3 separate regions of the Homo sapiens genome follow, and all the other regions are linked to region 2. The links are chromatin loops, found by intact Hi-C in ENCODE. Cell type or tissue: Calu3. All regions are shown on one strand.

The links. A loop is a pair of places that touch in the nucleus more often than their neighbours do. Peaks named below come from ENCODE experiments on the same cell type or tissue, not always from the same donor. Only the 100,000 strongest peaks of a DNase experiment are listed, where the experiment ranks them.
Region 1: it touches region 2 in a loop (4-fold over the local background); 2 of 110 quality-filtered maps call a loop at or near these places.
Region 3: it touches region 2 in a loop (8-fold over the local background); 5 of 110 quality-filtered maps call a loop at or near these places.

What each region holds. Positions count from the first base shown.
Region 1 is chr4:170,192,991-170,200,990 of GRCh38, reverse strand. No RefSeq gene overlaps it. Among named protein-coding and RNA genes, the nearest start is that of LINC01612, 30 kb to the left of the region's middle. In Calu3, no CTCF peak of the experiment used is centred here; no DNase peak of the experiment used is centred here.
Region 2 is chr4:170,493,427-170,501,426 of GRCh38, reverse strand. No RefSeq gene overlaps it. Among named protein-coding and RNA genes, the nearest start is that of LINC02512, 150 kb to the right of the region's middle. RefSeq lists an enhancer at 4,030-4,339. In Calu3, no CTCF peak of the experiment used is centred here; a DNase peak (open chromatin) is centred at 4,096.
Region 3 is chr4:170,254,885-170,262,884 of GRCh38, reverse strand. All of the region lies in intron 1 of LINC01612 (long intergenic non-protein coding RNA 1612), which reads right to left. Among named protein-coding and RNA genes, the nearest start is that of LINC01612, 32 kb to the right of the region's middle. In Calu3, a CTCF peak has its summit at 3,112 (motif pointing left); a DNase peak (open chromatin) is centred at 3,134.

The sequences.
Region 1 (8,000 bases), 300 kb after region 2:
AGGTTTGTTACATAGATAAACTTGTGTCATGGGGTTTTTTTGTATAGATTATTTCATCACATAGATATTAAGCCAGGCTAGTACCCATTATTGTTTTTCCTGATTCTCTCCCTCCTCACACCCTCAGCCCTCCGAAAAAAACCCAGTGTGTGTTGTTCTCCTCTATGTGTCCGTGTCTTGTCTTCTCATCATTTAGCTCTGACTTACAAATGAAAACATGTGGTATTTGGCTTTCTCTTCTTGTGTTAGTTTACTAAGGATAATGGCCTCCAGCTCCATTCATGTCCCCGCAAAGGACATGATCTCACTCTTCTTTATGGTTGCATAGTATTCCATGGTGTCTATGTACCACATTTTCTTTATCCAGTCTATCATTGATGGACATTTATGTTGATTCCATGTCTTTGCTACTTTGAATAGTACTGCAATGAACATACACGGCATGTGTCTTTGTAATAGAATGATTTCTATTTCTTTGGGTACATACCCAGTAATGGGATTGTTGGGTCAAATGGTATTTCTGGGTTTAGGTCTTTGAGGAATCACCACACTGTCTACTAAAATGGCTGAACTAATTTACAATCTCATTAAGAGTGTATAAACATTCCTTTTTCTCCAAAACCTCACCAGCATCTGTTATTTTTTGACTTTTTAATAGTAGCCATTCTGACCGGTGTTAGATGGTATCTCATTGTGGTTTTGATTTGCATTTCTCTAATAATCAGTGATGTTGAACTTTTGTTCATATGATTGTTGGCTGTATGCATATCTTCTTTTGAAAAATGTTCACGTCCCTTGCTCACTTTTGTATAAAATTGTTTGGTTTTATTTTTTCTTGTAAATTTGTTTAAGTTTCTCATAGATGCTGGATATTAGACCTTTGTTGGATGCATGGTTTGCAAAAATATTCTCCTATTCTATAGGTTGTCTGTTTACTCTGTTGATAATTGCTCTTTATAGAAGTTCTTAAGTTTATTCAATCCCATTTGTCAATTTTTGTTTTTGTTGCAATTGCTTTTGGCATCTTTGTCATGAAATCTTTGCCCATGCCAATGTCCTGAATGGTATTGCCTAGGTTGTCTTCCAGGGTTTTTATAATTTGGGGCTTTACATTTAGGTCTTTAATCCATCTTGTGTTAATTTTTGTATATGGCATAAACAAGGGATTCAGTCTCGATCTGCATATCACTAGCCAGTTATCCCAGCACCATTTATTGAATAGGGAATCCTTTCCCCATTGCTTTTTTTTTTTTTTTTTTGTCATGTTTGTCAAAGATCGGATAGTTGCATGTGTGCAGTCTTATTTCTGGGCCCTCTATCCTGTTCCTTTGGTCTATGTGTCTGTTCTTGTACCAGTACCATGCTGTTTTGGTTACTGGAGCCCTGCAGTATAGTTTGGAGTCAGGTAGCACGATACCTCCAGCTTTTAAAAGCAATAACTTTTGCTCTTAAGGAGCACCAATTTCATCTAAGTTTACCTGGACTCAATCCTCACATTGCACTAGAGCTTCTCAAAAACCAATGTTGCATTAATGACACTTTGCTTTTAATTGTGTTTTTTAGTGACTGGAAGTCCTCTGGATATAGAAGACTAAGAATGGAATGCAGAAGATATATAAAATGTGATTGGATTTTCTCTTGCCCCAAATTCAAATTCATGCACTTCCAAATAGTCATTCTCCTTCACATAACAACTGGCTTCATTTTTTAAGTTTGAAGTCTTCAAAGAGGAAACAATGTACAAAATATGTGATAGCTGGCAACATAGACTAGGATCAAATTTTAGTCTGTGGATTTTATTTTCCCTCATTCTCTATGTACTCTTTATGCCCCTTGTTTTCATGTCCCAATGTAAAGCCCTAAGATGTGCATCATTCACTATATCCATTCTATTTTATCACAGTTCTGTCATTTTCCTAGGCTTAACATTCTCATCAGCATTATTTGAGGACTGTGACAAACAAACAAAAAAAAAACCCAGATACAGAAATTCTGGAGCATTCTTAATGTGGATTTCAACAAGAACAGTTTTTAAATCCCTGTAGCATGACTGCCATCTAGAGAAGACTAGAGATATTGAAATTAACCAAGCTAATCAAGTATCTTTATGGGATTACTTTTTTCTAACCCTTTGATAAAAGCCATAAAGAAAGACATTTCAAACAAGAAATGTAGAAAATACTTAAATGTTGTATGGTGCCTTCAGACGGGGCCATTAATCTGTTTTTCACAAAACAATATTTAGAAATTGTATTCTGTTTCTAAGGAGAAATGATGTTATTAGTGATAGCAATCTGCTTGCCTTTGAATTTATTTTATGGATTCCTTATGAAAATATACATCAAGGAAATGTAGTTATTATAGCTGCACATTTGCAAAACTGTAATTAAAACTAGATACTTGTTCCAATTAAATTCTCCAGATTGTGGTTTCTTTCCTTCTGCCATATGAGGTTTCATCTTAAAACAGATTTCTGAACCTCTCTATGATGTTCTTATTATATTAATACTGATATTACTAGACAATAAATTTCTCCAGCTTTGTAAAGTGCCCTTTTAGCAATCATATCATTCTGTGGCTTAAAAAAATAAAGGTAGACATGAGGAATTTAAAACATAATTTTAAATGTTTAAATATGGTTTCTGTTAGAAAACAACCCTAAGTTTCCTTTGTTTATATGTATCACATATGTTGATTTCCACTGACTTCTACTACCAAGAAATCTAAAAGACTTGATGGAGTTCATTGTCTTTCACATTACTCTAGGAATTGTCTGTTACTCAAGTATCAAGGAGTCAAAACTTGAGCTTATTAAAATCCTCAATCATTTCCAAAGCAGGATTTTCCTTTGTCACCATTTGCAAATAATAGTGATAGGAGTGTTAAATTCAGAAAATTGGTAAAACCGAAATATAATGGGGTAAATACAGAGAATAGTTAACATCTTAAGACTCTATATAGTTGGACATGATGGCTAACGCCTGTAATCCCATCACTTTTGGAGGCTGAGGCAGATGGATTGCTTGAGCCCAGAAGTACGAGACAAGACTGAGCAACATGGTGAAACAAAAAAAAAACTACAAAAATTAGTGGGACATGATGGTGCATGCCAGTAGTCCCAGCTACTCGGGAGACTGAGGCAGGAGGATCACCTGAGCCCAGGGAAGTCAAAGCTGCAGTGAGCTGTGATGGCATCACTGCACTTCAGCTTGGGTGACAGACTGAGATCCTGCCTCAAAAAAATAAACAAAACAAACAAAAAAAACTGTATACTGGGACAAAGAGGCAAAGGATATGAAGGATTTATAGAATATTAATTGAAACCCACAGACTAAATTTCATCTCATTCCATGTTGCCAGGTATCACATTTTTGTTCACTATACCCTCTTTGAAAATTTTATGTTTAAAATTGAGACCAGATGAGCTTATGTGAAAGAGAATTATTATTTGGAAGCATATAGTAGCAAATTTGTGGGAAGAGGAAATCAATAAACTGTGTGTATTTTATTCCTAGTTTCCTTATTCAAAATACTTTAAACTATTTTAAAATATGATTACAAGGAAAGTTATTAAAGTAACATTAGCTCTGAAAAATTCAAGTGTGAGATTACTTATTTTTAGAAGAGTCCAGGTAAGTAAACATAGGTGAAGTCTGAGTACTTCCAATAGGGATCAGAAAAATTTTTCTTAAAGGTCCAGACAGTAACTATCTTTGGCTTTCCAGACAGTATAGTCAAAACTACTAAATTGCCAGGGTAGCATGAAAGTCACTACTGACAATATCAACATATGGGTGTGGCTCTGTTCCAATAAAACAAATTTATAGAAACAGGCAGCTGCAGTTTGCCACCTATTGTGTTGGAACAAGAACTTTTAGAAATGTCAGGCAACCCACTTTGGGTCCCCTCCCATTTTATGGGAGCTCTGTTTTCACTCTATTAAACCTTGCAACTGCACACTCTTCTGGCCAGTGTTTGTTACAGCTCAAGCTTTTGCTCACCATCCACCACTGCTGTTTGCCGCTGTTGCAGACCCACCACTGACTTCCACCCTCCAGATCTGGCAGGGTGTCCACTGTGCTCCTGATCCAGTGAGGCACCCATTGCCACTCCCATTCGGGCTAAAGGTTCATCATTGTTCCTGCATGGCTAAGTGCCCTGGTTCATCCTAATCAGTTCATCCTAATCGAGCTGAATACTAGTCACTATGTTCCATGGATCTCTTCTGTGACCCACGGCTTCTAATAGAGCTATAACACTCACCGCATGGCCCAAAATTCCATTCCTTGGAATCCGTGAGGCCAAGAACTCCAGGTCAGAGAACAAGAGGCTTGCCGCCATCTTGGAAGTGGCCCACCACCATCTTGGGAGCTCTAAGAACAAGGACCACCCCCCTGGTAACATTTTGGTGACCACAAAGGGACTTCCAAAGTGGTGGGTAATACGGGACCACTTTCATTTGCTATTCTGTCCTATCCTTCCTCAGAATTGGAGGAAAATACCGGCACCTGTCAGCTAGTTAAAAACAATTAGTGTGGCCACCGGACTTAAGACCCAGGTGTGAGGCTCTCTGGGAAAGGGCTTTCTAACAACCCCCAACCCTTCTGGGTTGGGAGCGTTGGTCTGCCTGGAACCAGCTTCCACTTTCAATTTTCCTGGGGAAGCTGAGGGCCGACTAGAGGCAGAAAGCTGTCATCCCGAACTCCTCCCATTAGCTGGTTGAGATCGTGGCGCAGCCAGAAGTCTCTACTCAACAGTCGCCCATGCATGCAACCCTTTCCTTCTGACCCATACCTCCTGGGCCCCAACCATGACTTTTTTGAAAGTGTAGCCCGAAAATTCTCCGTACCTCTGAATCTACTTCCTCTGATCCCTGCCTCCTAGGTACTAATGGTTCAGACTTTCATTTCCTCTCCTAAGTATTAGAGCAAGTTGTATCTCCCAAGGGATCTAAAGAAGCTCTATGCTCTGTCCCTAGGCATCTAGGCTATGAACCCAGGGAATCTTGTCCCTGGTGTCTCTCCCAATTTAGGCATGCAGCTCTCGACATGGGCAGTTATATGGGACCTGTTCCCCACCACCCTTGCCAGGGCCCCAAGTTTGTAAATGGCTAGGAGGATTGCTCTCCCATTGTGTAAGATGCTCTCCTCCCCTGATTTCTACCCAGCTTACCCCTCAGCAATACAATCTCCAAGCCTTGGCTCCTTGGCCAGGGCCTTAGAACTGATGGCCCAGTACTTTAACAACTGGAAATGGGTCTATGACAACATAATAGATCAGGATGAAAGTGAATTGAGTAAGTCAAGGAGAGAAGAGATAGAGAGAGAGAGAGAGAGAGAGACATAGAGAGAAAAGAGAAGGAGAGAGAGAAAAAGAGATAGAGTAGTAAAGAAAAAACAGTGTGCCCTATTCTTTTAAAAGCCGGGGTAAATTTAAAACCTATAATTGATAATTGAAGGTCATCTCCATGACCCTGTAACACTCCAATACTACCTTGTCAGTGTAAACAATGGCATAGCCTGAAAACACTGAAACCACTGACAACCAGTAGCCTTCCTATCAAAAATCCTTAACCCAGGAACCAGCAGATGGCCCAAATGCATTCAATCTGTAGTGGCAACTGCTTTGCTAAAGGAACAAAGTAGAAAAGTAACTTTTAGAGGAAACCTCATTGTGAGCACACCTCACCAGTTCAAAATTATTCTAAGTCAAAAAAGCAAAAAGGTAGCTTACTAACTCAAAAATCTTAAAGTATGGGGCTGTTCTGTTAGAAAAAGGTGATTTTACATTAACCACTGAAAAATCCCTTAACCTAGCAGATTTCCTAACAGGGGATTTAAATCTTAATTACCATAGAAAGGTACGACCAGACCTAAGAGGAACTCCCTTCAGGACAGGAAGATACATGGCTCCTCCCAGTGATTGAGAAAAAAAACCACAATGGGTATTCAGTAATTGATAGGGAGACTCTTGTGGAAACAGAGTTAGGAAAATTGCGTAATAATTGGTCTGCTCAAATGTGCAAGCTGTTTGCACTCAGCCAAGCCTTAAAGTACTTACAGAATCAAAAAACTCTATCTCAATCCTTACTCAATCCTTACTCAAAATCCTTACTACACCCTCTCTGAAACAAATTTGCATAAGAACTGTTGTTTATGGGAATGCATACTGATAGGGCAGCTGGGTTGTTATGAAATACTCAGGAACACAGCCCAGCTCTAGAACTCACCCCTGAGTGCAAAGGCAATGTTGGGCAAGCTGGTAAAGGACCACTAGAATCCAGCAGCCTAGACCCCTTTCTTTGTGGTCCAGAAAGGCGGGAAAACATGTGCAGGACTGCTACATCAGTGAGTGTAAGTAATCCAATAAGCAGAGGTCCATGGGTGGTTATGCACCCTGGAAAGAAATAAGCATTAGGACCATAGAGGATGCTCTAGGACTAATGCTCATTGGAAAATGACTAGGGGTGCTGGCATCCCTATGTTTTTTTTTTTTTTTTCAGATGGGAAACATTCTCCCTTTGGCAAAAATGCCCCTAAGATGTATTCTGGAGAATTCGGCCCAGTCAGAGTGCATGTACCTTTTTCCCTGTCAGACTTAAAGCAAATTAAAATAGACCTAGGTAAATTCTCAAACAACCCTGATGGCTATATTGATGTTTTACAAGAGTTAGGACAATCCTTGAATCTGACATGGAGAGATATAATGTTACTGCTAGATCAGACACTAACCCCAAATGAGAGAAGTGCCACCATAACTGCAGCCCGAGAGTTTGGCGATCTCTGGTGTCTCAGTCAGGTCAATGATAGGATGACAACAGAGGAAAGAGAACAATTCCCCACAGGCCAGCAGGTAGTTCCCAGTGTAAACCCTCGTTGGAATGCAGAATCAGAACAAGGAGATTGGTGCTGCAGACATTTGCTAACTTGCGTGCTAGAAGGACTAACAAAAACTAGGAAGAAGCCTGTGAGTTATTCAATGATGTCCACTATAACACAGGGAAAGGAAGAAAATCCTACTGCCTTTCTGGACAGGCTAAGGGAGGCATTAAGGAAGCATACCTCTCTGTCACCTGACTCTATTGAAGGCCAACTAATTTTAAAGGATAAGTTTATCACTCAGTCAGCGGCAGACGTTTAAAAAAACTTCAAAAGTCTGCCTTAGGCCTGGAGCAAAACTTAAAAACCCTATTGAACTTGGCAACCTGGGTTTTTTATAATAGAGATCAGGAGGAGCAGGTGGAACAGGACAAACGAGATAAAAAAAAAAAAAGGCCACTGCTTTAGTCATGGCCCTCAGGCAAGCAGACTTTGGAGGCTCTGGAACATGGAAAGCCTGAGCAAATCGAATGCTTAAGGGCTTGCTTCCAGTACAGTCTACAAGGACACTTTAAAAAAGATTGTTTGAATAGCAATAAGCCACCGTCTCGTCCATGCCCCTTATGTCAAGGGAATCAGTTGGAGGCCCACTTCCCCAGGGGATGAAGGTCCTCTGAGTCAGAAGCCACTAACCAGATGATCCAGCAGTAGGACTGAGGGTGCCTGGTGCAAGTGCCAGCCCATGCCATCACCCTCACAGAGACCCAGGTATGCTTGACCATTGAGGGCCAGAAGGTTAACTGTCTCCTGGACACTGGCTCAGCCTTCTCAGTCTTACTCTCCTGTCCCAGACAACTGTCCTCCCAATCTATCACTATCCAAGGGATCCTAGGACAGCCAGTCACTAGATACTTCTCCCAGCCACTAAGTTGTGACTGCGGAACTTTACTCTTTTCACATGCTTTTCTAATTATGCCTGAAAGCCCCAATCCCTTGTTAGGGAGACACATTCTAGCAAAAGAAGGGGCTGTTATACACCTGAACATAGGAGAAGCAACAACTGTTTGTTGTCCCCTGCTTGAGGAAGGAATTAATCCTGAAGTCTGGACAACAGAAGGACAATATGGATGAGTAAAGAATGCCCATCCTGTTCAAGTTAAACTAAAGGATTCTGCCTCCTTT
Region 2 (8,000 bases):
TCAAGAAAAAGCTTAAAAATCTAATCAGTGGGCCGGGTGCGGTGGCTCATGCCTGTAATCCCAGCACTTTGGGAGGCCGAGGCGGACGGATCACGAGGTCAAGAGATCGAGACCATCCTGGCCAACATGGTGAAACCCCATCTCTACTAAAAAAAACAAAAATTAGCTGGGTGTGGTGGTGCGCCCCTGTAGTCCTAGCTACTTGGGAGGCTGAGGCAGGAGAATCGCTTGAACTCGTGAGGTGGAGGTTGCAGTGAGCCGAGATCGCACTACTGCACTTCAGCCTGGGTGACAGAGCGATACTCCGTCTCAAAAAAAAAAAAAAGCAAAAAAAAAAAAATCTAATCAGTGTACACAAGACATGTAAGAATGTATTAATTCATAAAATAAGAATCAAATGCTATCAAAAGGAATAGGCAGAGAACAGGGAACAAACACTAAAAGGTTAAAAATATGCTTATGAAATGAACTAGAAGAAAAACTTTACAAAAACCTATGATTATAAAACAAAAGCCAAAGATATTGAAAATATGAACGATATTATCTTGTGTAGGCAAAAATCACATAAAAGCTATTGATTTTTAACATTCATAGTCAACTCATAATACAAAGAATTACAGATTTATAGAAAGTGTTAACATCCCTAACAATGTAAAAAGTAATAGGAAATAGGCAATAGGGAAGGAAGTCATCATCTCCTATAAAATGGCATCACTTGTTGATTAAAATGATGGGAACAAGAAATACAGCTAGTTACAGTTACATAAGTAAACTAGAAACGAAAGCAACAGTAAAAGTAGCAAGAACATGGAGAAGAATGTGGGCCAAGAAGAGATGAGCTAAATTTTCATCTTTCAAGGTAGGAAGGCATTAAGGCATGGGATTCTGTTTAAAGAGATTAAGTTCAGAAACAGTGGTGTAAACATTATCTAGAGTTATGGAGGCAGCCACAAAGAAGCTGAAAACATAAATGATAAAAAGTTGTTGCTTCTGGGGAGTGGGAAGATTAGGAGGTATAAAGCAGGAGAGTGGTCCTTTTATCAAAAGCCATTCATGATATAGTAGTGGATATTTTGTCAAGTGCTCACATTATTTTGATTTAAAGTAATTACAGGTAAATATTGCCCATATAGATTAAAGTCAATTAATGTTATGGAAGTTAAGCCTTAAAAGCATTTAAGTGTTCCATTCTATATCAACTTCATTTAGGGTATGGAGTAAGAAAGTGATACTTTAGCAGCCTCTGAAACAACAGTGGAAAACAGAAATGTCAAAATTTCAAGGGAAAAAACATGTATGATAACTTCCAAAAATAAAGATTTGTGAAGTCTGCATCCCTAGAAGCACTCAGGAATACGTTATTGTACGTAACCTTGGGGGTATTTCAAAATAAATAGATCCATTATGCTCAAGATTGGATAACTACAGGACTGGCAATACCTAGAAAGCCAGGCCCAGATAAGGACACAGTTGGGCAACTATGGGGACCTAACGTAAGACTACAGCTAGTAGAATATTATTCTGGAGATGTACGTGAGTGACACAATCCTAAATAAAGACCCTCATATTTGTCAGTGTGCTGTCTCTCCTCCCCTTAGGTAACAAAATGCCTCCTTCTCTGGGCTGACTCCACTTCCACTCCCTACCACCAGCCTCATGTCTGAGCTCCTATTCAAGATCAATCTAGCAGGGAGAACTTCCTTTATCATGGCATTATGTCTCTATGTGGAAAGACCCCATCAGAATTCTACTCCAGCCTCTCTTTTCCACTTAAGTCAGTTCTGAAAGGAAAGGAAGTGATTTACCTGACAGGTGGAATTGACGGAAGAATGAGGCATCTATAGCCCTGACCCTTCTTATCTTGTTGCTCTTCATTCAGGATTTCTGTGCCTGCAGAGAACAAGTATACACCTCTGCTCTCTGCAGGGAGTGATGTGGGGCCACCCTAACCAGAAAGTCATGTAGTTTTCCACATTACCTGATTTGGGGTAACACTATGCCTGATTTTGGAGGAAACTATTAGAAGGGTTATTGTTTTCAAATACTCAAGCCACATTGTCCAGTTGCTCCATTGGTAGCAAAACTTCCATTTATGATCAAAGTATTCATTATGCAAACACCAACTGAGGGAGAGCTGATTTGGCAGTACAGTATATAAAAAGGCTTTGGGATTTTAGTTGTCTAAATATAAGCTAACAGTTATGGATAAACTAATGTTAATTATATGCCGTCACAATCCCTCTTTTAGGAATCTAACCCTTTAAAATAGTGATAGAAATATGTTTATGAACTTGAGACACAGCACTCTTTGCCATAGAAACAAGTGTTTACTGAATCCTAAAGGAAAGCAAGACTGGTCTCAAATAATCTTAGGGAAAAAAAACTTATTCAGTGAGTTTTAATGGAGTCTCACAGAGCTCTGGGATTTCGGAGTTCTGCTTCAGGGAGCTGTCAAGGAGAACGCAGTAAGTCATAGTTCCAGGTCCCCCACACAGCCCCTCAGCCTCCACCAGCTGAGCCTCACTTTGGACGGTTTACTGCCAGATTGTATTTGGGAAAGAAAAGGCTTACTTTGCCTTTTTTATACTAGGTTTACAGGATCTGGCCTCTAACTCTCGCTGAATTCACCTTCATTTCCATTTCTGCTGTGGCCACTAACACTGCCCTTTGAGTTTGAATTATTTCCCTTCTCTTCTCTCTTCTTTCTTCTCTCTTCTCTTTTCTTCTCCTCTTTTCTCTTCTCTCTCTTCTTTCTTTCCTTCTTTTTTTCTTCCTTTCCTTCCTTCCTTCCTCTCTTCCTTCCTTCTTCCCTTCATTCCTTTTTCTGCCTTTCATCTGTCTTTTCCTCAACAAGCCTTCATTGAATGCCTGATGCTAATCAATGTTTCTATTCTTCCTTCTTGATCTTTTTCTGACCTCAAACAACTTCCAGTTTCCTCTCCTGGTAACTTACCAAATTTTGGAAGCAGTGTCAAATTCACCCCCATTATTGGTAACAAAAAAAACTCAGACAAAATTGACCATAAAGATACTTTTTAAATGCACATGAAAATGACTAGATTGAATAACTGCCCAGTGGAATATGTAGCGGTAGCAGCTGCTTCCTCTCCAACTCATGTTGAATATTCTCTTCTCAAAAACATTCAAGGTCGTCAGCTTCTTTGTTACCAGGCTACCCTTTTCCAGAGTCTCTTCAAAACTAACACTTTCTGATTCCATGCTTGGTCTAATCTCATAAAATTTATAGTATTTTGTCTTTTTCCCTCGAGGCCGGTTATTCTCATCAGCACATTTAAGCTAAATGACTGATCCTATGTATTTTAAATGTGCCCAAATATCATTGTCTAAGAGTTGACTTCACTGTCTCAATCATGCAAATCAAGAAAGGAGAGAATTTTAGAGTCCTTGGGAAAGAGATTTATAGACAAAGAAGTTTGGAACATGTTTCATACTATACCAATATAGGCAGTTGCCTGTACTTTTGTGCAGTTCCCTATTTCCTATCTAGAAACAGTAGCACTAAAAAGCTGATGTGGCATTGAGCCAGTGAGTGAACAGCTCTATAATATGCTTATTTCACACATTTTAAATCCCATTTTCTCCAAGTAGGAAGCCTTTTATTAATGGAATATGAAGCAGCTTCCAGTATCTAATTAGGTCTAATTTAATTCCTTTCCACAGCCCTACAGGGTGGCAAGTCAGAGGTAAATAGCAAGCGGGCTTAATGAAGCTGCTGTAGGAGAAAAAGTAATGTAAAGTTTCAAAAACCATAAAGCTTTCAGTTGATACTTATTTCACTGCAGATACCTCAAGGAACTTAATCGAAGTCCTTTAGGAAAAAAATGCAGAACTCTGACCTTGTGAATCTACTACCTTGCCTTTGAAAAAGACAGAAAAGAATATTTTATTACCATTCTCTCACCCGTCACTTATGTTTTTTTCTGGTGAGGAGGTGAGCAGGGAAGAATCAGAGGAGATCGACTGAAAAAGCCCTCCGTAGAACAAAGTGAAAGTGAGGCTTAGATCAGTTCACAGAAATCCAGGAAGCCATCAGGGGGACAGTTGGTGGCACTCTGTGACCAGAAGAGAGGAAAGAACACTGACGAGAAGCGAGGGTAGGGAAGCTGGAGCGGGCACACACGGCTCTGGTCCCTTTTTCTCCTGATTCCGTGACCTTGTGAGTGATGGAGACTCCCACGCATGCAGACTGCCTGCAAATGTGAGGGAGTTGGAGCGGCACTTGTCCTCTCCCGCACACTTCAGCCTAAAATAGAAGAAAATACTTCAGCTGTGATAAATGCGTGTCTGATTTTAGCTTACCTTGCGCACACATCAATTAAGGCAGGTTTGGTGACTCCAGGGACATTGTAGATTTCTGCTGCATAATCAGAAAATATTAATAGTACTTTGGAAAACACTATTAGGTAGTAAATGTACCCATGGTGGGGGGGCAACAGTTTGAACTGATTTGAGTGAATGAAATGATAGACTTAAGGAATATTTTTTAAGAGATGATCTTTCTGATTATTATAATAAAGTGTTTATTAGGTAATACTGGATATTATTAAAGACACTCTTTTTAAAACTGCAAAACATTTTACATAGCTGAGAATGAGGAAAGAATAAGAGAAGTTATATGCAAGTGTTGTAAATGGCAGTATAAAATAGCCCTTTTAAAATTATGGTTAAACTAAAACGTGGACTTAGTGACTGAAATTAAAGTATATCAACAAATCTTTGTTTAAAAACAAGAACATCTACACATTTTAAAATATATATTCTACAAGTTATTGCTCATCTAAAGAATATGGCTAACAGCACACAATTTTTATCTATGAAAGAATAAATCTGCCTTTTAAGATCAACTCTTTTCTCCTAAAAGAAAATGTGAAGGGACTATTCACAATAACAAAAAGATGGAATCAACCCAAATGCCCATCAATGGTGGGTAGACTAAAAAAAAAATGTGGTATGTAGACACCATGGAATAATACTATGCAGCTATAAAAAAGAATGAAATCATGTCATCTGCAGCAACATGGAATCAGTTGGAGGCCATTATCCTAAGCAAACTAACAGAAATGGAGACCCAAGTACCACATGTTTTACTTATAAGTGAGAGCTAAACACTGGGCACACATGGACATAATGATGGAACAACAGACCCTGGAGAATACAAGAGGAGAAAGGGAGGGGAACAAGTGTTGAAGTTACCTATTGGGTGCTATCACCACTTCCTAGGTGATGAGATCAATCATACCCCAAATCTGAGTGTCATGCTATATATTCATATAACAAACCTGCAAATGTACTTCCTGAATCTTAAAAGTTAAAAAGATAGTGATGGCAACACTTAAAAATATTTTTAATTATCAGACCTATTCTATTTTATTAAGACACTTATTTTTAAGTTCTGGGATAATGAAGGATGGTTTTGTTACATAGGTAAACATGCGCCATGGCGCTTTGCTGTACCTACCAACACATCACCTAGGTATTAAGCCCAGCATCCATTAGCTATTCTTCCTGATAGCTCCCCCAACCCTACCCTCTGACAGGCCCCAGTGTGTGTTGTTCCCCTCCCTGTGTCCATGTGTTCTCATTGTTCAGCTCCCACTTATAAGTGAGAACATGCAGTGTTTGGTTTTCCGTTTCTGCATTAGTTTGCTGAGGATAATAGCTTCCAGCTCCATCCATGTCCCTGCAAAGGACATGATCTCATCCCCCTTTATGGATGCATAGTATTCCATGGTGTGTATGTACCACATTTTCTTTATTCAGTCTATCATTGATGGGCATTTGGGTTAATTCCATGTCTTTGCTCAATAATGCTGCAATGAACATACACATGCAGGTATCTTTATAAAAGAATGATTTATATTCCTTTGGGTATGTACCCAGTGATGGGATTGCTGGGTCAAATGTCATTTCTGATTCTAAGTCTTTGAGGAATTGCCTCATCATCTTCCACAATGGTTGAACTAATTTACACTCTCACCAACAGTGTAAGAGCATTCTATTTCTCCACAGCCTCACCAGCATCTGTTGTTTCTTAGCTTTTTAATAATCATTCTGACTGGCATTAGATGGTATCTCATTATGGTTTTGATTTGCATTTATCTAATGATTAGTGATGTTGAGCTTTTTTTCATATGTTTGTTGGCCACATAAATGTCTTCTTTTCAGAAGTGTCTGTTCATGTCCTTTGCCCACTTTTTAATGGGGTTCTTTTTTTTCTTGTAAATTTGTTGAAGTTCCTTGTAGATTGTGGATATTAGACATTTATCAGATGTCTAGATTGCAAAAAAAATTTTCTCACATTCTGTAGTTTGTTCACTCTGATGACAGTTTATTTTGCTGTGCAGAAGCTCTTTATTTTAATTAGATACCATTTGTCAATTTTTGCTTTTGTTGCAATTGTTTTTAATGTTTCTGTCATGAAATCTTTGCCCCATGCCTATGTCCTGAATGGCATTGCCTAGATTTTCTTCTAGGCTTTTTATAGTTTTGGATTTTACATTTAAGTCTTTAATTCATCTTGAGGTAATTTTTGTACAAGGTGTAAAGAAATGGTCTAGTTTCAATTTTCTGAATATGGCTAGCCAGTTCTCCCAGCACCATTTATTAAATAGATAATCCTTTCCCCATTGATTGTTTTTGTCAGATTGGTTGAAGATCAGATGGTTGTAGATGTGTGGTCTTTTTTCTGAGGTCTCTGTTCTGCTCCATTGCTCTGTGTGTCTGTTTTTGTACCAGTACCATGCTATTTTGCCTATTGTAGCCTTGTAGTATAGTTTAAAGTCAGGTAGCATGATACCTCCAGCTTTGTTCTTTTTTGCTTAGGATTGTCTTGGCTTTACGGGCTCTTTCTTGCTTCCATATGAATTTTAAAGTAGTTTTTTTTTTCTAATTCTGTGAAGGATATAAATGATAGTTTAATGGGAATACCATTGAATCCATTAATTACTTTGGGCAGTATGGCCATTTTCACAATGTTGATTCTTCCTATCCATGAGCATGAAATGTTTTTCCATTTGTTTGTGTCCTCTGATTTCCTTGAGATGTGGTTTGTAGTTCTCCTTAAAGAGGTCCTTCACTTCTCTTCTTAGCTGTATCCCTAGGTATTTTATTTTCTTTGTAGCAATTGTGAATGGGAGTTCATTGATGATTTAGCTCTCTGCTTGTCTATTGTTGGTGAATAGGAATGCTTGTGATTTTTTTCACATTGGTTTTGTATCCTGAGACTTTGCTGAAGTTGCTTATCAGCTTAAGAAGCTGTTGGGCTGATGTAGTGGGGTTTTCTAGATATAGAATCATGTCATTGGCAAACAGAGACAACTTGACTTCCTCTCTTCCTATTTGAATACCTTTTATATCTTTTTCTTGCCTGATTGCTCTGGCCAGAACTTCCAATACTGTGTTGAATAGGAGTGGTGACAGAGGGAATCCTTGTCTTGTGCTGGTTTTCAAAGGGAATTCTTCCAGCTTTTGCCCATTCAGTATGATATTGGCTGTGGATTTGTCATAAATTGCTCTTATTATATTGAGGTATGTTCCATCATTACCTAGTTTATTGAGAGTTTTTAACATGAAGCATTGTTAAATTTTATCAAAGGCTTTTCTGTGTCAGGCAAGATAATGATGTGGTTTTTAAAATATTTTTGGTTTTTATAAACTCAAGGAAATGGTGAGAAGGATAAAATTTCCCCTAAATTTAGTCACATAGTTCAAGAAGAAAAAAGCATCACTAGCCTCAGTGATGTTGAATCATAAATTTTGAATGAGTGAAGGGGACATCACAGCTTTGGGAAGTCTAGCAGTTTTTCTAGTGTCCAAGTACTGGAGTACTGGAGTAAGCAGTCTAGTATATCATCTAGGTGTATATAAAACACAATCTCATGTCAGCCTAGAATATCTCATCAATTTCTGCATCAAATAACCTGGAATAACATAGATAAGGATAAAATGCTGACCAGTACATAGTGAGACTATTCTAAAAC
Region 3 (8,000 bases), 240 kb after region 2:
CTAAGAGGTTACAAAAGTGCAGCTGATTATGAAAAGAAGAAAATATTATATCAGAAAAACAACAAAGACTAGATACTGTTTATTGCTTCTTTGAAATGGGCAAAAAGAGTCTAAAAAACGAATGAATTGGGGATATGCTTTTAAAAATCAGTAAATCCATCACTTGATTTTTACTGTGAATACATGTATACATGTACTTATTGTATAATGAAGGCTTGACTTTTGATACAATTATATATGATAACAACAAAAGTGCAATAAATAGGGAAAATAAACACACCCTTTGAGTGAGACATATTGTTATGTACTGCATGAATGGTAAATAAATTGAAGAATATTCAACCATTCTTTTTAGGTGAGGAGGTGATCACCACAATAGTGCCATAAAATACATAATGTTATTTCCCATGTTAAAATAAGGATATTTTTATGTTATACTTTTAAATAACTTGGCAGTTAGAACATCTTTTAAAGGTAGTTTTTCTAAAAGTAATATTTTAAGGCTACTAAACTAGGACAATCACAGAATATTATTGGTTTGTTTAATTAATTTTTACCCCTTCCCAAAAATAATTTGGAACAACATGTAAACTATGGCTTAAAAAGGTTTATAAATTGCAATAGTATTTCAGAACCATAGAAATAAAATGTAAGTGTGTAAATAATACTGAGTTCTTATAACCTAAGAGAAAGAAGCTTAGCAACAAATTCCTTAGGAGAGACAAGTTTTTTACCTGTAACCAAACTCTAAAGGAATGGCTCATGTGAGGATTTATACAAAGTACATTAAATAACGTAATAGAGGGTGTCAGAGTAAATGAAGGAGCAAATTTCATATGCCTCTTTCTTGTTGCGACCTCCATAAAAACTGGGAACATCCCATTATGCTGCAGCTCAGGGAGGGTAGCTACAAAGGGCAAAGCTAATAACCAGGTACATTGCTTTTCAGCCATCAAATCCGACTCAAGGACAACACTGAAAGCATACTGAGGATGAGATGTCAATTACTGTCCCAAGGTGGCTTTTTCTAATAGACACTTCTTTCGAAGGGGCATTTTAAAAGGTCTGAAATAGGGCAATTTGGGTTCACACTCTCAGATGGCATCCTAGTAAATTTCTCCATTGGGCTCAAGGGCAGACCTGCATGCTGTAGATACCATAAGAAGCTTAACCAGTACTTTTGCCCTGAGGGTACCCATCCCATCCCTGCATAGGACACTAAGCAAGGGTGAACCAGCAGGAAAGCCAGAATTTTCTTTAGGTACTAGCTTTTGATTTACACTTTAAGAAATTTTACTTAGTACAAGAAAAGAAACCCATGCTTGCAAGAACTAACAATGCAATTTTGGTTCAGCAAAATGCTTCATTTTCACAATTTCTTTATATTCGAAAACGTGAAGCTTAATAAAAACGTTTATAGTCACAAAATCAATAATCAAATTGTTCCTATATTATTTAGAGGATTATGGTTAGGGTTAAGTTTAGAAAAAAAGAATTAGGGTTTTTCCAAGGGAAAAAGGATAGAGATTAGGACTATTTCAAGTTCATATTCCAGTTTATTTTATTTCTAATTTTATGTCTAAGATTTTTATCCTGTTATGAATAAGCCATATAATTTCCACCTCTATACTAAGGGGTTCACAAGCATATAGGAGTTTACAAATTCAGGCAAAAGGAGATTGGAATTTAGATAATTTAGATATATGACATTACCTCTTCATTTCATCTTCTGCATTCTTGAGTAGAAATCAAAAATTTCAACTCAATTGCATAGATTTTACAAGTTGTAAAAGGATGAAGATAGCAAAATAAGACTGAAATTCCCAAGCAGCTAAAGGCTCATATTATAGGCTTAGCTACTGACCAAAGACCATCAAAGGAAGTTAACAGCAGCTTCTAAAAACTAGGGATAAGTCAGTGAAGACGTGGCAGCAGCTCCAGTGCCACTGAGCAAGATTTTCTTCTGCAACAAGGCTCAGTTTTGTCTTATCTGATGCTCTTCAACTACATGCAACTGCATTTACTTACTTCGGCAAAATCTTCCAAATATTCAGAAACTCTTTTCTTCTACTTGTCTTTCAAGTAAATAAATAAACTGGAGTCAAAATAAGCTGGATGAAACTACTATGGGTTGCCTGACATTTTTACCATGGCAAGTCACTGCTAAGCTGAACATTCATGACCATGTGACTTAATCAGAAACTAACTTTATTCTTTGTCCCACTGCTCTTTAAACTCACTCTGTGCGCCAGTTCTTTCCCTGCCACTGTATGAATTCTCTGATAAAGTCCATAACTTCTTCAATCACTACTCAATACTCAAAAACCTGTTTACCTTCAATCGTAAGAATAGTAACAAATACATACAACTTAGTCCAATGTTTTTCAAAGCGTGAATTTTACCTAACGTGAAAGCACCTCGCCTCTCCTAGGTTAGACAAGCTCAGAAGGTTGTAATAGGGTATATTTCAGCTTCTCTTCTGTTTCCCCACCTCACTGCCTCTTCTCCCAGATGATTTTCTAGCTCTGCCATGGGTCCCTCCAGGCGTGGAGAAGATAAAGGAAAAAAAGTCAAGGTCAGACCCAGTACAATCTGGAGCGGGTTTTTCCTGGCATTTGCAGATGTCTCCAGCCACCTCTCGCTGGGAGGGATGACCAAAACCGACTCCTTTCCTTGGATGGCTTGTGTGGGCGCTTCAGTCTCGCCAGAGAACAACCAAGGAGGCTTACCTAGACAGCAGCAACAGATTTTTCTCAGACAGGCTGCTCATGTGTGGTCCTTCCAGCTCTCTTGCAGAGACCTCTTGGACAGAATTTGAATGGCCCCAGAACAGCTCTCTCCTTTGGGGCTCACCTCTGGCCCACAAGGAACACTCCAATGCATGCTCGCCCCCACCACTGGCACCCAATTCATCTGCCTTAGAAGCATCAGAGCCAGGGCCTCCTGCCTTTGGAGTCCTCAGATGTATACCTAGCTTCTCTGATTTCCCTGAAAACTGACTTATCCCCCATCTCAGTGCTTCAGGAAGGCTGGTTGGTGCTCTTTCTCTGATCCTCCAGCGCCCTCTACTGGGCCTTCACTTACCCAACATCTTCGCAATCAGGTAAGACGCCTTCATTCACAGCATTCATAGTGACTCTGTTTTCCTGATCGAACCCTCACTGATACATTCTCCTGTAGGTGGCGCTGCAGGAATAAATCTGTTAGATCCTGTAACTTGTCCCTGAGGCTAACTGGAAAAGAAGTTAGGTTCCACAAAGAAGGAAACAACAGACACTGAGGTCTACTTGAGGGGTGAGGTTTGGGGGAGGGAGAGGAACAGAAAAGATAGCATTAGGTACTGAGCTTAATATCTGGGTGATGTAATAATCTGCACAACAAACCCCCGTGACACAAGTTTAACCATGTAACCAACCTTCACATGTACCCCTAAACCTGAAATAATTTTTTAAGTGAGGTTCCCTATAATGTGTCCCTTAACTATACAAAAATAAAGATCGATGGGCATCTAAGCTTTCAGCCATGGCATCAATAGTAAGGGACAGTTCCAGTGGCATCTCTTCTGACGTATTGGAAGTACATAATTGGAATGCCATGTGCTAGCTCCATTATCTCTTCTGGTCAAGGGAAAATATCCTTGATGTATTTTGCAGAGTTCAGTAAATCTATCAGGATAGGGGTCTTCCTGGGAAGTAGCTCCAGTTACCTCTACAAAGACTAACTGAAACCCTTCCAAAAGCGGCTGGTTTTCACTGAAAGATCTCCTCCAGGGTGCCTGATGACTCGGTGCATCCTATTAATCCAAGATATAAACTTGTGCATGATGGGTAAATGTATCCAATACTACAAATTTATCTTCTAGATGCCAGCTATTGGATTCCAATTCTTTCCACCAACTCCAGAGTTCTCAGGATAAGCTGGCCATTTCACTAGACTTAGGAGGCACACAGCTAACATTTGAAATGGCATCTTCTGCCATTTGGGGCCAAAAGGAGTGTTATTCTCCATCACCAAGGGAAACGAGATTAAATATTTCCTGCAGCATGCTCTGAGGACCATCTGCATCACCACCGTCTGCAGTGCTTAGTCAATATTAAGCACTCTATGCGCACCTCAAACAGACAGAATGAGACTTTCTAGGGCTTGGATGCAGGAAACTACCTATTGAAGAAACACTCCAGGTAATCCTCTTGCACAACCAAATTTCAGAATCCTGAGGTAGATAATCAGAGAAGTAAACACCAGAGGAATTACACTGTTTAACCTCACTTTTCTTTAAACCTTTGTTCCTGACTTATTTGCCAGATGGCCTCACATTCTCCCTTTTTACATTCAAGGCTGAACTTAACAACGAAAAGCAAAGGTACTGATGACAGAACCATGAGACAGAGGAGATAGAAAAGAGGTACAAAGAAGGATGAGAGAGATAATATTCCCGCTTACAACATGAGCATTAAAGGATGCCATTTCAACTTGAAAGTTGAAATCAATTTGTGTTGAAACAATACAAAGCATATAATTTACAGCTACCAAGGTCATTTTAAAGATCTAACGTAACAAATAAAAGTGCATTTGGCAAGGGCAGCAACAGTCTTAAGCAAGTTAAATCTATAGCACAATTTTTTAACCATAGATATGTACTATTTTCTAAAAGTGTTTATATATCCTTTTCAAAATAAATTTTACTACCCATACTGATAGGCAATAAATTCTAATACTTCATGTGGCCTGATAGTGATTCTTCCTCCTTGAAGGTCTAAGGGGTTGGTTCTGAGCCAATCAGAAACCTCCTCTGAACATTCTGGGAGATTATTTTCCCTTTAGGTCTAGAATGCTTTCACATGGCTGCAGCATTCTTCTGCTGTCAAAAATGGAAGGGATGAGGAAAATTAAATTTTTTAAAGAAAGTAGCTGAAAAGGAACTCTCTGTTTCCACAAAGCCATGACACTACCCATGTAAGACCATTCAACATCCCTCTGCTAACAGCAGCCCAGAACATAACAGTTAAATCATTTCATGCCCAATATAGCAGGAGTTGTATGTCCCTGGAGCTAGCACTGATAGGGTTGAAGGCAAGACCCGGCCATTGATCATCAGCTTTTATTTCCGCTGGATTCTTTTCAGTGTTGCCAGTGATACATATGTTATAGGAGCTCTATCCTTGAGAAGCCATGTGTGAAAGAATGACAATTCCTTTCATTTTAATGTAAAATGGAAAGAATGTAGAAGAGGAAACATTCATTGAATTATGATAGTACGCTCAATATTTTAGTATTGTAAATTATTTTATTTCATTTGATTCTCATCCTGGAAGTAGATATTATTAATTACAACCAATTTAATCTTTTGGGGACACTGATTTTCAGGAAAGTTAAGTAGCTTGACCAAGATCCATTTAGAAAGCAGTGAATTCAGCCTTAAGTTGCCTAAAAAGCTATTGAGAGTTGGTGGCTGCTGGTAGATATGCTGTGGGACTCTTCCACACCACTGAATTTTTTCAAGGATTATGTGGTATATAATGAATGTTAAGGCCCCTAGCATAGTGCTTGGACACAGTCAAAATTCAGCAAATGTTAGTTTCTTTCTTTAAAATGAAGGCCTCCAGCCAGTCTCGTATTAAGCAAGAAGGAATGATCTATTTACATCTCCAACTTCAACTTCAGACTCCTTGAGGATGCTGATGTATCCATCATGGTATCCATAAAGCTTAGAATAGTACATGTGCCAGATGACCTGCTGTGTATTAAATGGTTAAGCAACAAGACTGAAAAAAAAAAAAACAGAATTAAAGATTCAGTTCCTCTTTCAAAAGGAAAGAAAAAAAGACTGGAAAGTCTAGAAAACAGCAAAAGCAACCCAGCTACACATCTTGACATAACCAGCTGATGTACTCATGCTAACACTGCCTGGCCAAAGTGCTGCATCAAAATGAAAATCACTGCTTTCCTCTTTCTTTAACCAAGTGTATTAGATTGTTTGCTTTACTACAAAGGAATACCAGAGGCTGAGTAATTTACAAAGAAAAGAGGCTTATTTAAAGCTCTTGGTGTATAAGAATGCTTGTCATTTTTGTACATTGATTTTGTATCCTGAGACTTTGCTGAAGTTGTTTATCAGCTTAAGGAGATTTTGGGCTGAGACAATGGGGTTTTCTAGATATACAATCATGTCATCTGCAAACAGGGACAATTTGACTTCCTCTTTTCCTAATTGAATACCCTTTATTTCCTTCTCCTGCCTAATTGCCCTCACCAACAACAGACAAACAGAGAGCCAAATCATGAGTGAACTCCCATTCACAATTGCTTCAAAGAGAATAAAATACCTAGGAATCCAACTTACAAGGGATGTGAAGGACCTCTTCAAGGAGAACTACAAACCACTGCTCAAGGAAATAAAAGAGAATACAAACAAATGGAAGAACATTCCATGCTCATGGGTAGGAAGAATCAATATCATGAAAATGGCCATACTGTCCAAGGTAATTTACAGATTCAATGCCATCCCCATCAAGCTACCAATGACTTTCTTCACAGAATTGGAAAAAACTACTTTAAAGTTCGTATGGAACCAAAAAAGAGCCCGCATCGCCAAGTCAATCCTAAGCCAAAGGAACAAAGCTGGAGGCATCACACTACCTGACTTCAAACTATACTACAAGGCTACAGTAACCAAAATAGCATGGTACTGTTACCAAAACAGAGATATAGATCAATGGAACAGAACAGAGCCCTCAGAAATAACGCCGCATATCTACAACTATCTGATCTTTGACAAACCTGAGAAAAACAAGCAATGGGGAAAGGATTCCCTATTTAATAAATGGTGCTGGGAAAACTGGCTAGCCATATGTAGAAAGCTGAAACTGGATCCCTTCCTTACACCTTATACAAAAATCAATTCAAGATGGATTAAAGACTTAAACGTTAGACCTAAAACCATAAAAACCCTAGAAGAAAACCTAGGCATTACCATTCAGGACATAGGCATGGGCAAGGACTTCATGTCCAAAACACCAAAAGCAATGGCAATAAAAGACAAAATTGACAAATGGGATCTAATTAAACTAAAGAGCTTCTGCACAGCAAAAGAAACTACCATCAGAGTGAACAGGCAACCTACAAAATGGGAGAAAATTTTCGCAACCTACTCATCTGACAAAGGGCTAATATCCAGAATCTACAATGAACTCAAACAAATTTACAAGAAAAAAACAAACAACCCCATCAAAAAGTGGGCAAAGGACACGAACAGACACTTCTCAAAAAAAGACATTTATGCAGCCAAAAAACACATGAAAAAATGCTCATCATCACTGGCCATCAGAGAAATGCAAATCAAAACCACAATGAGATACCATCTCACACCAGTTAGAATGGCGATCATTAAAAAGTCAGGAAACAACAGGTGCTGGAGAGGATGTGGAGAAATAGGAACACTTGTACACTGTTGGTGGGACTGTAAACTAGTTCAACCATTGTGGAAGTCAGTGTGGCGATTCCTCAGGGATCTAGAACTGGAAATACCATTTGACCCAGCCATCCCATTACTGGGTATATACCCAAAGAACTATAAATCATGCTGCTATAAAGACACATGCACACGTATGTTTATTGCGGCACTATTCACAATAGCAAAGACTTGGAACCAACCCAAATGTCCAACAATGATAGACTGGATTAAGAAAATGTGGCACATATACACCATGGAATACTATGCAGCCATAAAAAGTGATGAGTTCATGTCCTTTGTAGGGACATGGATGAAACTGGAAATCATCATTCTCAGTAAACTATCGCAAAAACAAAAAACCAAACACTGCATATTCTGACTCATAGGTGGGAATTGAACAATGAGATCACATGGACACAGGAAGGGGAATATCACACTCTGGGGACTGTTGTGGGGTGGGAGGAGGGGGGAGGGATAGCATTGGAAGATATACCTAATGCTAGATGACGAGTTAGTGGGTGCAGCGCACCAGCATGGCACATGTATA